Linked DNA regions of Homo sapiens: region 2 is linked to region 1. The links are chromatin loops, found by intact Hi-C in ENCODE. Cell type or tissue: dorsolateral prefrontal cortex. All regions are shown on one strand. Each heading gives the region's core, and the rest is flanking DNA. Links, peaks and the distances in the headings are about the cores only.

Evidence for each region. Peaks named below come from ENCODE experiments on the same cell type or tissue, not always from the same donor. Only the 100,000 strongest peaks of a DNase experiment are listed, where the experiment ranks them.
Region 2: it touches region 1 in a loop (5-fold over the local background); 6 of 110 quality-filtered maps call a loop at or near these places.

Annotation. Positions count from the first base shown.
Region 1 is chr4:95,358,392-95,366,506 of GRCh38, reverse strand. All of the region lies in intron 1 of UNC5C (unc-5 netrin receptor C), which reads left to right. Among named protein-coding and RNA genes, the nearest start is that of UNC5C, 190 kb to the left of the region's middle. In dorsolateral prefrontal cortex, for the core only: a CTCF peak has its summit at 3,493 (motif pointing left); a DNase peak (open chromatin) is centred at 3,476; H3K4me3 peaks cover 3,479 bases; H3K27ac peaks cover 5,000 bases.
Region 2 is chr4:95,528,676-95,536,790 of GRCh38, reverse strand. The region is part of intron 1 of UNC5C (unc-5 netrin receptor C); the gene reads left to right. Among named protein-coding and RNA genes, the nearest start is that of UNC5C, 16 kb to the left of the region's middle. In dorsolateral prefrontal cortex, for the core only: no CTCF peak of the experiment used is centred there; no DNase peak of the experiment used is centred there; H3K4me3 peaks cover 842 bases; H3K27ac peaks cover 4,888 bases.

The DNA.
Region 1 (8,115 bases), core at 1,402-6,401:
AGAGCCATCCAGGAAAGAGATTGGGATTTTAATTGTGTTGCCTTCATTATTGTTGGATGCTCCAGGCAGTTAGAGTTCCTCAAGAAGTTTAGGATAAAAGAATACAGTGACTCATCTCTTACAGTAAATCTTGGATGAAATATAATTTGTAAGTTGATCAGTGTTTTCAGGATCACATATTTTATTTTATTTACTTTATTTTATTTTTGAGATGGAGGTCTCACTACATTGCCCAGGCTTGTCTTGAACTGCTGGGCTAAAGTGATTCTCCCACCTCAGACTCCTGAGTAGCTGGGACTACAGGTGCACACCAGTGCACTCAGCCCATCACATGTATTTTATTAATACAAAATAATGCTTACCTCGACTTCACTTCCTAAAACATCATAAAATTGTACCTTTCTCTTTTGAAAAGTAGGTAACTCCAGGCCCTTTGTGACAGGACCAGATAGTGGGTTGGCAGTACTTTGCTGTAGGATATTCCACTGAACCAAATTTAATTTCTCTTCAAATGGAAGAAAACATAGCATATTACAGCTTATAATTTTGATTTAAAAAAAAAAAACTTCTCAGAAAATTCTTTAGAGCAGAGAAATCCTGGGGGAAAAAATCACATCACTTTTTACATAGCAGCTAAACCCTAGATAAAAAGGAAAATAACACCTGGTAGATGAGTGCCTGAGCTCAGATCTCTAGAAATCATCAGTCATCCCAGACAACTGGGTCTTGCTATTGTACTTACTTTAATGTTGTTTATTCTCAGTGATTTTTCATGTGCATTGATATTTAGAACATGTCTCATTTTAACTCTATGTATGTTAGAAATTGATCTGCATTTGAAAAGATAAAGATCAATTGGCACTTTGACACATTTGAGCATTGAAAAGAATATTTTAAAATAGGTTTGAGCCATTAGAAATAACATTATGAAATATAATATTTAAACAGAATTATAAAATTTTCAGTAAGGGTATTATTGTAATAGCAAAATGGAGTAGTACTTTTAGTGATATATTTTAATTTTGAAAATATATATTTATCTTTTACATTATATATTGTTATATTTTTACATTATTTATATGAAAAATATAGAAAATAAAATATATATTATATTAAATTTTTGTATTATATATTTTTAAATGTTATATAATTTTTTATTGTATTATGTTGTATTGTATTTTCTTTATTTCTTTTCTTTTTTTTTTTTTTTTGAGACAGATTCTTGTTCTGTTGCCCAGGCTGGAGTGCAGTGGCACAATCTCAGCTCACTGCAACCTCCACCTCCCAGGTTCAAGAGATTCTCTTGCCTCAGCCTCCTGAGTAGCTGGGACTACATGGACATGCCACCATGCCCAGTTAATTTCTTGTATTTTTAGTAGAGACAGGGTTTCACCATGTTGGCCAGGGTAGTCTCGAACTCTTGACCTCAGGTGATCCGCCTTTCTCGGACTCCCAAAGTGCTGGGATTACAGGTGTGAGCCACTGCACCCGACCTAAATATTTATTTTTTACATGTAAATAAATATATACTTAAATATAAATATATCTATATTAGTTACATTGTTTTGTTTTGCTTATGGTGTCCTTTCTTGATAAAGAATTTGACAGTGCTTACAAAAATACATAAACTGCAATGAATAAGATAAATCCTTGAGAAAGTTAGTAGGGCAGAAAAATAAGGCAATGATGATAATGATTTGATGACGATGAAGTGGTTGTTCAGTGTGGCATCAATACTAAGCACTGCTGTAGACACTTTTGATGTACTTACTCATGTAATCCTCACAATAACCTTAGAAATATCTTAGGATGAAAAAGAAATTAAGGTACATATTCCAAGTCACAGAGTTAAAAAGGCACTCATTTGAAATCTGTCACCCGGCCTTTGAGCCTGGGCTCTGGGTCACTGAGCTCCCCTGCCTTCTCCGTAAAACCAGCAGGTAAAATTACATATACATTTTACAGGGTGCCACACATTTGGTTCTAAGACTTAGCAGCTAAATCAAAGCTGCAAAAGCAATCATAGTGTCAATAGGATAAAATATCAGTCATTTTGAAGATAAAGTGAAATGCTTTACAGATTTACTTGAAACTACCTCCACCAAATATTGAATGCTGTGTCAAATTGTCCCCATATCAATAATGGGATATAGTTCTTGAAAGCATCCACACCTCCTAACATCAACATTTTAGCAGCATTTTGGTGTATCAAAAAGAGGTTTCCTTTTCAGTATCTCCAGACACAATGATGTAGCTTGTGCAGTTGTTGGTGGAGTCACATGTTCTGTGCCAGGAAAGCAGTGTTGTATTTTGCCAGCTCAGCTACAGTCAAACCTGTCAGCCTTCAGACCTTTGGTATTTTTGAAATGCAGTCCAGGAAGTGCTCCAGAAAGTTTCACGGCATGGTTGAGAGTGGCAGCAGAAAGTGGGACCAGGAGTCATTGAGATGGGTCATTTTGAACATGCAGTCAAGTGGCACATCTTAATATGTTGGTAAACACAGATGTAAAAGTATATCAATATGTCACCCCCACACTTTATCCAAACACTTTGCCCAGTATAGTTCAAATGAGGTTTTCAATTGCTTCCCCCAGAAGTGTGAGATTCAGCATCTACGTATGGTAGGCCAATTGCCCCAAGCCTAGGGCTGATGCTACCTTGCTGTGCAAGGAAAGAGGTGATTAGGTCTAAATTTGACTCCTGGAGTGAGGCCTCAGGGTGGCTCTCCAAGGTGTCAAGGGGTACTGTAGCTGTTATTTCACCAGTGAAAAGCGGCATCTGCATGAAACTCTCAGAGGTTTTTTGTTTTTGTTTCTTTTTTGTTTTGTAGCTAAACAATGAACTAACTTGGCACTGTTTCAGAAGGGGCATTATATCAAAGAACATTCTTTCACTCTCTTTTGTGACTGACAAGAGACAAGCAAAGCCTCTTTTATAGAGTGCAATTAATCACTATCAAAACACACAGCTGTTGCTTTAATTTGGCTACTAATTTACTTATAGTTTGATTTTGCCACTTAAAATGAAGTATTATCACTGAGGCAACAATGTGAAAGTATGCTGTTGTAAACGATCTCTGAGTCATAAAATCTCCACTTGTTTTGCCAAAAACTTAATCTGATGTTCAATGAATCTCCCACTGCCCGAAGACCTCTGTAATCCTGGGATGCGACATTTTGTTTGCAGACTCTTGATTTAGTGGTGCCTCTGCCAAATGATCACTAACAAATGATAGCACAGCCAAGTGAGATCAGTGAGATTTGTGTCTGGTTTGTGTAATGGTAAGCCGGTGGTGCAGCTGTCTGCCAGAGACTCCCCCTAAAAACTCAGATATAGTGAGCAATAATCAGCTCATTAAAAAATGAAACAGCCAAGAAGAACCGTTATGGTGATTGAAAACACTTGCTGGTGCAAGTGTGTCCATGGCCCAGTCCACCAGCTGGCAGAGGTGTAGCTAGGGTTTCTGAGTGTGTGTAACTCCAGGGGGTGATGTTTACATAAACTACAATATGAACGGCGCCCCCTAGAGCTGTGTAATATGATATCCCTGCATTTTGTAGTCTACACTTTTTACCTTTTCCATGGTATCCTATTATTATTTAACACATTTGTATTTCCACTTGCCTATAAACTCCTTTATAACTTGTTTCATTTTCTTGATCTTCATATTCCCAGGCCCTAGAGTGCCTATGGCATAGAGAAGGGGTTTTCATTTAAAGTTATTCAATGAATGAAATAAAAGTGCAAATATATTTTTCAAAGCCAAGGATTTTAGCTTTTGTGTTTTAACAAGTAAGAACTTTCCAAAAATACCATTCATATTGGTATGTCAGCTCAGTTGTCACATGATATAACAGTGAGGAATCCTGCGGGTGCAAGTGAAAGAAGCCCAAATCAAGCAGGTTTAAGTCAAAAAGATAAAAAACACATTTATTGGTTCATGTAACAGAAAATCCCAGAATTAGACCCATCTGGCTCCATCACAGTCAAATCCATTGCTCTAAATGATGACCTGACCACATTCTTGCTCCATCTCTCAGCTGTGCCTTTCTTTGTGTTGCTCCATGCAACCTCGCTGTTTCCATCCCACATCAAGATGGCCATGAACAGCGTCATACTAACAGCCAGTCTTTCAGCAATCATTTTCTCCCCATCACAGCAAAATCCCAGATTTCATTGTAATTACACTGCCTTGGGTCATGTGCTCATCCTGAACCAATAATTGTGGTCAGAGGATTGGAACGCTCCGATGGGCAGGAGGGGAAGCGAGTGGGAAACCGAACCACGTGGCCTAAGAGGGTGGAAGAGGTTTCTTTTTCAAAACAAGAAGAAATAGATGATAGAAAAAGGAAAAACAAGATGTTTTCCTGACATCATTCCTCATTTAACAGGTGTTGAAACTAGGGCTCAGAGAAGACATGTGACTTGACAATGTAAGTCTTCTGACACTGAGTCCAGTGTGTTTTTTACCTTATCTTTCATTAATTGTTGGGCTGTTTCAGTTTGTAAGTGATTAGAAGTAAGATATATATATATATAATAGATAATAGATAATCTGTTTTTTATATATATACGTCACGTAGCATGGTGCTCTGAGAACACTGAAGAACAAGAAGGAGTGAATGGGTTGATTGATCATTAGAATCATAAGACTATTTTTTGAGCCTTTGGTTCAGTATGATTCAGCTTGATTTCCTAATCTGTGAAAAAAGGCAGTTTGATTTTTTTGACAGATCATACAAGTAGGTAGAAGCTTTTTCGGAATTACTGGCAGTGATTTCAACAAAAAACAATCCAATGCAAATGGCTGTCTTATTTCTCTGCACTCTTGACTACTGAAATGTTTGTTTTGTTTGCTTTGATTTGGATGTGGTTCTAGTTTTGGTGAGAGTGAAGTGGCACTTTGGCCTGAAGGACTGTGTGTTTTAGAGAGTCACAGACATTCGATCTGCAGCCCACACTCACAGGAGACACTTTCATAAATGCTGCATGATTCCATGTCCACATCTGCACAGAGCAGCACATCCTTGGTGATCACATTTTATTTTAACTTAGTTTTGTTTGCTTTTTAATTCACTTTTTGTGGCAGTTCATCTTGAAGGTATGAAAAGGATAATGATTTCACAAGAACTTGAGTTGAACGCATGCAGAAGAAGAGAGAGTTAAAGGGACTGCCCTGAAATCAACCTGCTTATTTAAGTAGATTTGAAGAAAAACAGAGTATGAAAACAACAAATCAGCCTGACTTATCTAAGAAGAGTGGATAAAATAGTCCCTGCAGGAGGAAATGTGTAACCAAATCCAGTACTTTATCACATCTTCATGAAACCTTGAAATAGCTCTATGAATTTATATTGTTTCCGAAAGACATGTGATCCGTGCTGTCTTATCCTGCCCCACTGTGAACCCTGAAATCAATCCATTGCTCTCTCAAACTTTGGGAAAATGATATGCTGGAAATGTCAATGAACTAGCTGCAGTCACAGAACGTGTTTTTACTTTCTGAGTTTACTGAAGTGGAAGACAGAAAGGATGCCTTCCTAAAAAATAACCGCATATACTCACAGACCTATATTTTCTAGACATGAGTACGTTTCTATTAAAATGCCTCCTTAACATGAGAAAACCTTGTAATTACTTTCTTTCACAAATCATTTGCCTCCTTTATATTTCCAAAGATGGCCAATTCTAATTTCTTTTTTGGAGGTTTAATAAAACAGAGGCCTTGGAGAAAGGAAATGGATACCGTTCAAAGAAATCCACCTCCTGAAACACAAGAGGCCAGAGTTAGATCTTTGGTGCTTCCATCTTTCCACAAATCACTCTCGTCTGTTTCAGCTTACATTAGCTCATAATCATTGTTTTGTATTGTAGATATTCTGAAGAAGCACACTATCAATGGATAAAATGCAATTTAAGATTTCTGGCTCATAAGGAACAGTGAAAGGTGGCTAAACATTACAGTTGTATTGCACTACTTAACTTGGAATCCTTTCCCTGTATGTTTTTTGCAAATTTTCTGTTTGTTTATTTATTTCACAATACTTTTAACAGTGCTAATCTCTTACTCTGTGGAGCAGTTAACAATTCTCCAACTGGTTATACATATCCTGTGCCATTCGTGTCTTACTGCTCCTCTTCATATTGTGGACAATGATTTGCTAAGTCTTTTTCCTTTAACTTACAGATTACCAGTAATTTTAAATTCACAGATAACTTTTAAAACATTTTTATAAATATATTGGTTAAATAAATTAGAAAGTAATGCAAATGAAAGAATAATAAGAACATGTCATTGTAATCTCTGAAGAGACCAGTATATATAGCATGTATAAACGTATTGTTGAAAAGGTAACATCTGTATATTTCTCGTTTAGACCTATAACTAATAAATAGATGTTGGTATCTCCTTGGGAAACTCCACAGAGTTTATTATTCATCAGATGGTTCTCTAAGTCTATGTATTGAGTATTTGTCAAGCAAAAAGGGAATGTTTGCTACTTACTAGCTTTATAAACATTGGGCAAGTTAATGGACTTCTCTGTGCCTGTTTTTTAATCTTCAGAATGGCAGTAATGATATTACCCACGGTGCTATTGTGAGAATTAAATGAGGGAAAATATCCAAGTCCTTAGTAGGATACCTGGCATATTGTAAGTGCTTCTTAAGTATTTGTTATTCTTTAAAATATTTTTTTCAATATTGTTACTAACCATAATACTGTTAGAGAATTATTTTCAAAACCAAGCTTTCACATTTTGGGAGGCAGTGTCATGTTTACAGCAGTCAGGCTTACCAAGCCAGAGGTACCTAGATTCCTTTCCTAGCTCTTCTATTAAACAGATGGATAGTCTTGGGACACACTCAAAGTTTCAAAACCCAAGTTTTCATCTAGGAAAAACACAGGGAGCTTTAAAAAGTTGCGTCCCAGAGGGTAGCTGAAAAATGAGAAGGTAATATTATTAAATAATGTAGAAAAATGGCTTCATAAAGAAAACTTCTCTCACCTTTTTTTTTTTTAGAAACAGTATAGGTAGCAATTATTAAACTGAGAAAACACTTCTCTAGTTTAACAAATGATGCTGAAGCTTGTCGTTAAATCTCATCCAATTTTTTTTGCCCTAGAGCTGAACACCTTTGGCCAACAAAAGAAGTTACATGCCTGATTCTTAAATTTGTAAACAAATAAAACATTATTTTCTGTTTATTTGTACAATGTAGAAGTAGGTCTAAAGTAATTGGCAACTTGGCAAGTTTTTATTTTATCTCAACAGTGAAAATACTTAAGCCATGGCATAGCCCCAGACTTAATTTCTTATATCATTCAATCTTCACTTTTGTCTTCTGATAAATGGATACTAGCTACTTAATTCTTAAATCCAATATGATTTCCAAAACAAACTTATTGGGCATGACTTCAACTATACTGGTTGGTTAATCTTTTACTTTTGATGTAGAATTTAATTACAGACCTCAAATATAACTACCTCCAAATACAACATGAAATCTTAAAACTTTAACTGCCTTTAAGCATAGCCAGAGTCCTTGGAACTTTTTATTTATCTGCAGACTTCTACAGAATAACAGTTTCATGGCTGTGGAAACATTTGTCATATTTCAAAATCTAGTCTTTATCTGTGGCCCTAAAGTAGATTTAGGTCTTGCAAGATTTTTTTATCTTATAAAAATAGCTCACTTCTTTCAACTTCATGTAAAGATTGCAGGCTGGGCTAAAGTGACAAAGAATGCCTTAAGGGGAACTTTGAATGAATAACTTTAAAGGAAACTATTTTCACCAAAGACTTGTCCAGATTTAATTAGTTATGAGGGTCAAAGGGAGGGAGAAAAGGCCAGAAGCCTGAAGGGATTGCCAGAGTAAAATGTTAAGGAGAAGTGAGGACTCACGTGGAGAAGGAAGTGTAGCCACTTGAAGTTTTAATAATTTTGTGACCTGGTGTCAAGTATTGTGATTTCTAAGGGCAGGAGAGGTAAAAATGTGAAATATTAACCAGCACTGTTCATTGCTAGAGGTGACTCATACCCTTACCATCTTCTTCAGTATATTGGGTATATTATCCTTCAAAATAATAAATTTTGGAAGAATGTCATTTGCTC
Region 2 (8,115 bases), core at 1,382-6,381, 170 kb before region 1:
AATAACAGAAGGAAATATGCCTCAGTTCAAGCCATGGGCTTTGATTTTTAATTCTAAACCCATTTTATTTTTTTCAGACTCAAATATCTATTAAAAGTGACTATTTTCCATATGTTTTTCCTTTTGTATTGCATAAAACTTAATTCTATTGTGAAATGAATAAAGAATGTCATTGTATTTGGCCACACAATAAATTTACACACATCTATGAACTAGTATTATGAAACTGAATTATGTTGAAAATAACAAGATGATGCCAGACTGACTGAAATAGGACAATTATTACATTAGATTTTGGAATAGGTTTTAGAAAAAAATTACCCTGCACTGTTAATGCACTGTTACTTTCATGGATAACTTTAAAAGTGTGTTCTTTTTTTCTGTATGAATGACACTAAAAAAAAATATATTGAGTGGCTGGGCGCAATGGCTCATGCCTGTAATCCTAGCACTTTGGGAGGCCAAGGCCGGTGGATCGCCTGAGGTCAGGAGTTCAAGACCAGCCTAGCCAACCTGGTGAAATCCCATCTCTACTAAAAATACAAAAATTAGCTGGGCATGGTGGCATGCACCTGTAGTCCCAGCTACTTGGGAAGCTGAGGCAGGAGAATCACTTGAACAGGAGGCAGAGGTTGCAGTAAGCAGAGATCGTGCTATTGCACTCCAGCCTGGGTGACAAGAGCGAGACTCCATCTCAAAAAAAAAAAATATATATATATATATATATATGTATGTATGTATATGGACTGCCAACACATTAGAGTATGGATTGATCCTTACTTGATTATTTATTATTTATGCTTATAAAACTTTTATTAAAATAGTCTTTAATAACTTTCATTTTTTAAAGTATATCATGGCTGTGTTTCCTTGAGTGAATGCTTTAAGTCTCTTTTTTTCCAGCTCAATCTTTCTTTAATTGCTAGAGAATTAAAAATGTACTGGATGTGTGCATATATTTGTATGTATGTGTGCACCCGTGTGTGCGTGTTTGGATCTGATAATTTCCTGATATAGGAAATGAATCAAATTACTTTGAAAAAAATATTAAGATGTACAACCAAATATATTCATCTGACACCTGTACTGGCCAAATACTAATGGCAGCCTTTATCTAAGTCTCTTGGTAAAGATGAATAAATTGTGCTAAAATATGTCCTTTGCAAATTGCATACAAGTTAAAATCTTAGTTTCACTTCATATTTTCAAGGCGAAGATTCCAATAATAATAGTATTTACATCATAGAATTGTAATTAACAGCGTCATCAAAAGTGAAGAACTGAGAATAGCTCCTGGCACCAAATAACACTTAATGCACATTAGCAATTGTTGCTGTGCCGTTTTATTCTTATCATGTAAGTCTATGCTATACAATGATTTTTCACTTGACGTTACTATGAAAATAATTAGATATAAGAATGACAAAATTGCATTCCATTAGGGTTACCATCAGGTGAAAGAATGTCATATGGACCAATAAAAGCATGTTGTCAAAGGTAAAATTCTTAAAATAAATTGGTATGTTTTAAAATCACATTATTTTTTGTACCCAGTTAGGTTATGAGATTCTGATTTTACAGTAAAACTCTTTGGAAAGTCAACACACTTTTGTTCCAGTTTTATGAATAAGCAAGTTTAGGTGATTTCTTTTTTCCTGTGCCAGGTTCTGAATCTAGAATATATTTCTATAAAACTACTACTTCATAAATTTTAATGAAAAAAATAAGTTTGTGCTTTTCTCCACTGTACATTTGCTGTATTCGTAAAGACAAAAATAATTAGAAAGCAGGAAGAATAGTTAGCAAACTTTTTACCCTTTGCTAACATTTAAACTCTTTATAAAGGAACAGAAACAATTAACCTTCCTCACTGTATCAGAAATTTTAACACAACGAAGTCTTTACTGATACTAGTATAAAAGCAAAAATTAATTAAACTGAAATTTCCAAGCAAGGTCAAAGTTCTACATTTGCGAGGGGACACATTATAGTATAAGCAAAAAAGAAATTAATTAGGTACCCTACTCTTAAATATATATGTTTTGACTGACACATATTGCATTTAATAAAATATTCCTAAAATGGACTAATGAACAGACTAGTTAAACTCTATAGTTTCTAACAAGCATATATGTGTTAATCATGATGTAATTAAGGAGAAGGGAATGGAAAAAATATCCAAAGATCATAGTTCTACTTGAAAATGTTTTCTAGTGTGTATTTGTAAAATGAAAGTGTACTGTTGCTTAAGTAACAACTTTATTTTGAAAAATAATATGAATAAAGAAAAAACCTTTCAGCTACAAAGAATACTCATTCTTATTTGTTTTGGTTCACTGTGACATTTCTTTTATATTTTTTAAAATGTGTCATTGTAAAATTAAAACAAGACAAAACGTAAAAAATTCTTATCTTCAGAATGTGTCAACTTGATAGGAAGAACATAACCCAATATATTTATAACCCAAATTAATGCAATGGTGGATCTTTAGCAAACATAATGTAATAGACGCATTAACTAACTAAATAAACAAGGACAACTCAGTCACCACTTCAGGATGATACCCCCACAGGAAACACTTTAAGTAGGTCTATAAAACTGATTCACTTGTAATTTTCTTTGTCCGAAAATCAGGTTAACACTCTTTTATTTTTTTAGCCCAACCCTCCTCCCCAACTTCCTCAAGTGCTGTGCTGTAGGGAACGTTCCACGTTTAAAACTCTGCAGTCAACAGTATGGTTTAGTCCCTACATAATTATAAAAATGTTTTATCTTTATAGGATATTATTCCATCTAAAGAATCCAACAGAAGCAACTAGAATGCTTTTAATGATTGATTAAACTGCTTATGTGGGGTTTTATGCTACCTAGAACATTGAATTTGTAGGAATTTTTATTTGAAGATTTCCAGGGAGGAAAAAACAAAACAACAAAAAATATGAGACTATTTAGAATCCCTTCTTTCAGGCTATATCTGTGTTGTTTTCTGAAATAAAAACACGCCTCTCAAAAACTAATTTTCTGAATATTAAACTGTCTTAGGAAGTTCTATTGAATGATTACTGCCTTTTTTGTTTTTGTTTTCAAACTAACAAGAACGATGCTTATTTTGTGCCATAATGTATTATTTATTTGCTATTACTTCATCGAGGATGTAGAAGAGCAATTCAGAGAGCCAAGTTATTCAAACAAATAAAGAATTAAATTATTTCCTGGAGTCCCACATATTTACATGTTCACAAAAAATGTAAACATATTCAAACATTTGACGATGTTATATTTAATGATGTATTATTTAATGATATCACATTAAATGATAAAAATTATTTTATCATTTAAAATATTAATAAAATAATATTATTCATATTATTTTTCTTGTTTTTTTCTTTTTTTGAGACGGAGTTCTGCTCTTATTGCCCTGGCTAGAGTGCAGTGGTGCAATCTCGGCTCACTGCAACCTCTGCCTTCCGGTTTCAAGCAATTCTTCCTCGGCCTCCCAAGTCGCTGGCATTACAGACGCCCGCCACCATGCCCAGCTAATTTTTTTTGTATTTTTAGTAGAGACGGGGTTTTACCATGTTGGTCAGGCTGGTCTCGAACTGCTGATCTCGTGATCCACCCACCTTGGTCTCCCAAATTGCTAGGATTACAGGCGTGAGCCATCATATTATTTTTCAAAATAAAGTTGTTACTTAATGATTAAATGATGTTACCTAAATATTTTTAAAAATATGTCCATTTCTCTCAACTGGTTCACTGAAGAAGGTTCTTCCTGCTTCCTGTCCTTTCTCACTCTCCTCAAACCTCCACACTGAAGTCAGGAAAATTCTAAGAGACACCATCAGTAGAACTTTTTTTCTTAAAACCTTTTTTTTTTTTTTAGCTTTACTAAACAGTTACCTTTAGAATATGATCTGAACATCTTACCATGACTGACAGGAGTATTTGTGCTACCCTCTGACTCTATTCCCTGTCATTACAATCTCCCGGACCATGAACCCTCCCAAATTTGGCACAGGCTGTTCCAGTGCAGCCCCAGTAGGTGACATCCTTTAGGGTTTTCTCACAAGCCACCTTGCTCACTTACTATCAGCTTTCGCTTAAGCTCTTTCATTTGCTATGAACAAGTGTTAATTCCTCAGATTCCCTAGTTTAGATCTTCACCCCTTCTTACAGCAACCTTTCCCATCTCACAGGAGCACTCTTCTTTTCCCTGTGTCCCCAGTTGGTAGGCCAGCATGATGAGTACAGGAATTGATGAGTTGATTCTGGTGTCTCCAGGATGTGATACAGCTTTTGGCACACAGCCAGAATGTAATCGGGATTTTTTTTTTTTTTTTAATGATGTTGGGTGAATGCATATTTTGTTGATGCATACATAACGCATCTTGGAAGGACTTTGAGGACTCAGGTTGGTAAAGTTCATTGAAACTTCCCAGGTTCTCTTCATCACCCACTTTGAGAGTTACTAGACAGAGCAAGGTGAATGTGAAGTTGTAGGTGGAAATCAAGACTATCTCAGGAGTGAGTGCTTCCCATCTCTTAGATTCTAGCTAAAAGGCCAATCTCCTCACCCTCAGAGATCCATCTCTAACTTCAGACTTTCTACCCTGTGATTTGGGACTATTAACTAATGAAGAACTTGGATTCTGTTGTAGTTGAGCAAATAAACCCCAGACAATTGATGTGTAAGCATTAAGAGCACGGTTGGGCTCTAACTGGTTTGGTCAATTTTGATTTGGTCAATTTACCTAAAGACAGAATTGGGAATTAAAGAGGTGTACAAGTCAAACAGCACTGCAGTACTGCCAGAGAATCTTTCCTTTTATTCAACTGTAGAATTCTATCTTATGGAATATTGACAAAATACATTGACTTTCAAGTTGAGTGATGAAATTTTGTTCTATATTGGGGTTATTGTTGTGCCAAAAATCACCCTATGGTGTATTTTTCATTTTTCTCCACTATAAAGTCAACAAGTCTCGTGCAGGGCACAATGGTGTGAGTGTGAGGTGGTGGGAAAGGATGCCTATAGGAACAGGGGTAGAGTAGTAAAATAAAGAAAAATAAATATGTTTTGGAGTACATATTAAACCCAGTGTTTCCCTGTAATTGACTATTGTCTGAAAATTCTTTTGGTAGGACCACAGCCTATTATTTTTGGGCAGGATATTTTGATTTTTTGACAAGGAAATAGTACAGTGAAATGTATCATTATAAGGTGTTATTGAATAAAATATTCTCATAAGCACTTTTAAGGTAACCAAAATATGTTGTGGATTATGCTACACTGCTAGCAAAGAGGAAATTATAACAAGTAACTGCTTCTTGTTTCCTAAGACTTCAGTAAACACAGACCCAACTTGCCCTGCATAATTACCGCAGAGAGCTGTGCACTGGTCTTTAACTGGTAGTTGTTTGTAATCAAGCAGCCTGAATCTTGCTTTGACATAAAGCAGAGGAAGTGGTTAGGAGACAGACCTGTAATTATCAGCAGCAGGTGCCCATAATGGAATGCCAGAGAGATGTTTAAACATTACTTTAGGAAAGACTTCAAGACTGTCAATTTAGACCAAACAGCATTTAAGGAAAAACTGGCTTGAAAACAGTCTTAAAAGAATACTTCTCTGGAAACAAAGAAAAATTTAAGAATCCCATTAATGCAAGTTAACTTAGTCTTTCTTCCATACACCTAAATACTATTAAATTATGAAGTCTAAAACAAGGCTGGACTCCACTTTCAGAAAAGGGATGATTTAACAACATTAGACTTTCCGGTTATTAAAAGGTTTATTTATGATGTAAACAAAGCTTTGTTCTTTATTTTAGTAAGAATCACATGAATATATTGGATGAATGACACACTTCCTTTTTTAAATTAATTTTGATGGTTTCAAAGGTCATCGAATCTTGATTTCATATTCATATATGACCAAATATATTTACTTGTCAAGTGCTGCACAAAAATGCACCTTTCAGCAGCAGTTTTCAATTTTCACTTTTTTTTCTGAAAAGTCCTTTCTAAATACAACTTATGAAGAATAATAAGCCATATGATAAGATGCTGTATCTTCGATAGAAACTTGTAATCATGTTATAAAGGAACTGTTAAATGTCAATTGATGATGCCAGCACCACTTTTAGAAATGCACTTAGCGTTGTTATTTTGATAGTGCAATATACTTCAATATTTCTCTCAAGCTATGCACTACTGTGGTTAGTATTAACTTACAGGAAATTCTGTTGTATGAGGCATAGACTAAAGAAAGCCAACAAAACATAATTGCCTTGGTAGTGTTTTGCATTTTTAAATGAAGAATTTTATTTTTCTTTCTTTTCCAAGTAAGAATACACTTTTGTGTTTGTTTTTCTGTTGTGGGAGTGAATGAACTTTGTGGAACTGAACACCTCCTAATGGAGAGGGGAGTCATGATATATCTGTATGACCCCATTCATTACCAGATGTGCTTAGCATATATTTTTGGAAATACTTATTTTCCTGCCTAATGCTAACTATATATTTATCATTATGAAAACAAATGGAAAAGTCAATCATTCACTGCACTTGCCAGAAATGCCTTCAGCTCCCACAATAGTTATATGTCAGAATCTTGCCCCACTTAAAAGCAAGACAGAAAATTTATTCTGGAAATTTACCAGGAGAGACCAACCCTCAAAAATGTAAAGGAAAATATCTCTGTAGCTAAATAAAAATAAACTTAAGTCACACTTGATGCATTACACTTAAGATAGCCCCATCTAAAAATATATATGCAAGTTGCAGAGCATTTCAGTTGTTGTTCAAAGTGGACACCAAATATGGAAGACAGATTCAAGAATTACCTAAACTTCGGTGGATTAAAAAAGGAGTGTAAAATTTTTATGATTTGTCATTTGTCTGCATATTTTGACTTATTTGGAATTCTTTTTTCTTACATTGTCAAGTAAATTAAACTAAGCCTGACATTAGGCACACAGTTTATGTAGTTGTAACAAAGCATCAAAGTAATTGAATTCTCGCTAGGGAATTTTTAAATTAATTTATTATTACCATTTTTTTTTTGAGACAGGGTCTCGCTCTGTTACTCAGGCCGAAATGCAGTGGTGCGGTCACAGCTCACTGCAGCTTCGACCTCCTGGACTCAAGCAACCCTCCTGCCTGAGCCTCCTGAGTAGCTGGGACCTACAGGGATGCACCACCCTGCCTAGCTGATTTTTTAGTTTTTTGTAGAGATGGGGTTTTGCCATGTTTCCCAGGTTGGTCTTGAGCTCCTGGTCTCAAGCAGTGTACCTGCCTGGGCTCCCAAAGTGCTGAGATTACAAGCATGAGCCACTGCACCTGGCTGGTATTCTAAAATTTATATGAGGATAAATGTGACTAGAAGTATAGATGTGGAACTTTGTATATATATATTTTTTATGTATATATATAATATATATATACACATATATACATATAAATATATATACACATATATACATATAAATATATATACATATATACATATAAATACATACATGTAATGTATTCTCTCAAATCACAATTCAGTTTAGTTTTTTTAATGGAGGAAAAAAATCAGTACAGCTGAGATGAATCCAATTCTGGAAGTATTAGTTAGTATATCCCATAGAGAGAAATGAGACAGAATAGCATAACATATGGTACCTGCCTTTAAGAAACTTAAAATCTTGTCAGGATGATAAAATATTACAGATAAAATGTATAAAATCATAAGCTGGTAAACGGATATGAAAAAAATGAATAAAAATATTTTGGAAGAGATTAAAGGAGAGATAAATGTGCTTTGTTAACTTTCTGCTGGAATGAACTATTACCTAATTTTCAGAAAAAAAAATCAAGTAACAACTTTCATTGCCTTTAATAAGAACTGTTCTTTTAACTCACAGAGGCTACTGGAAGTGTTTTGTTACAGCCATGTACAGTTATATCCTCTCATCGCCTCTTTCCATTTTCTTCACCTTTCAACTTGAGAGCCTATCTTCCCTGGGGCCTCTCCTTTTAACAGCTCTTGTCTTTACCTTGAAGTGGGGAGCTGCACAGAGTCCCTGTCTCTAATTTCTTGAGTCGCTCTCTACTTGGCTCTCCCAGGGTT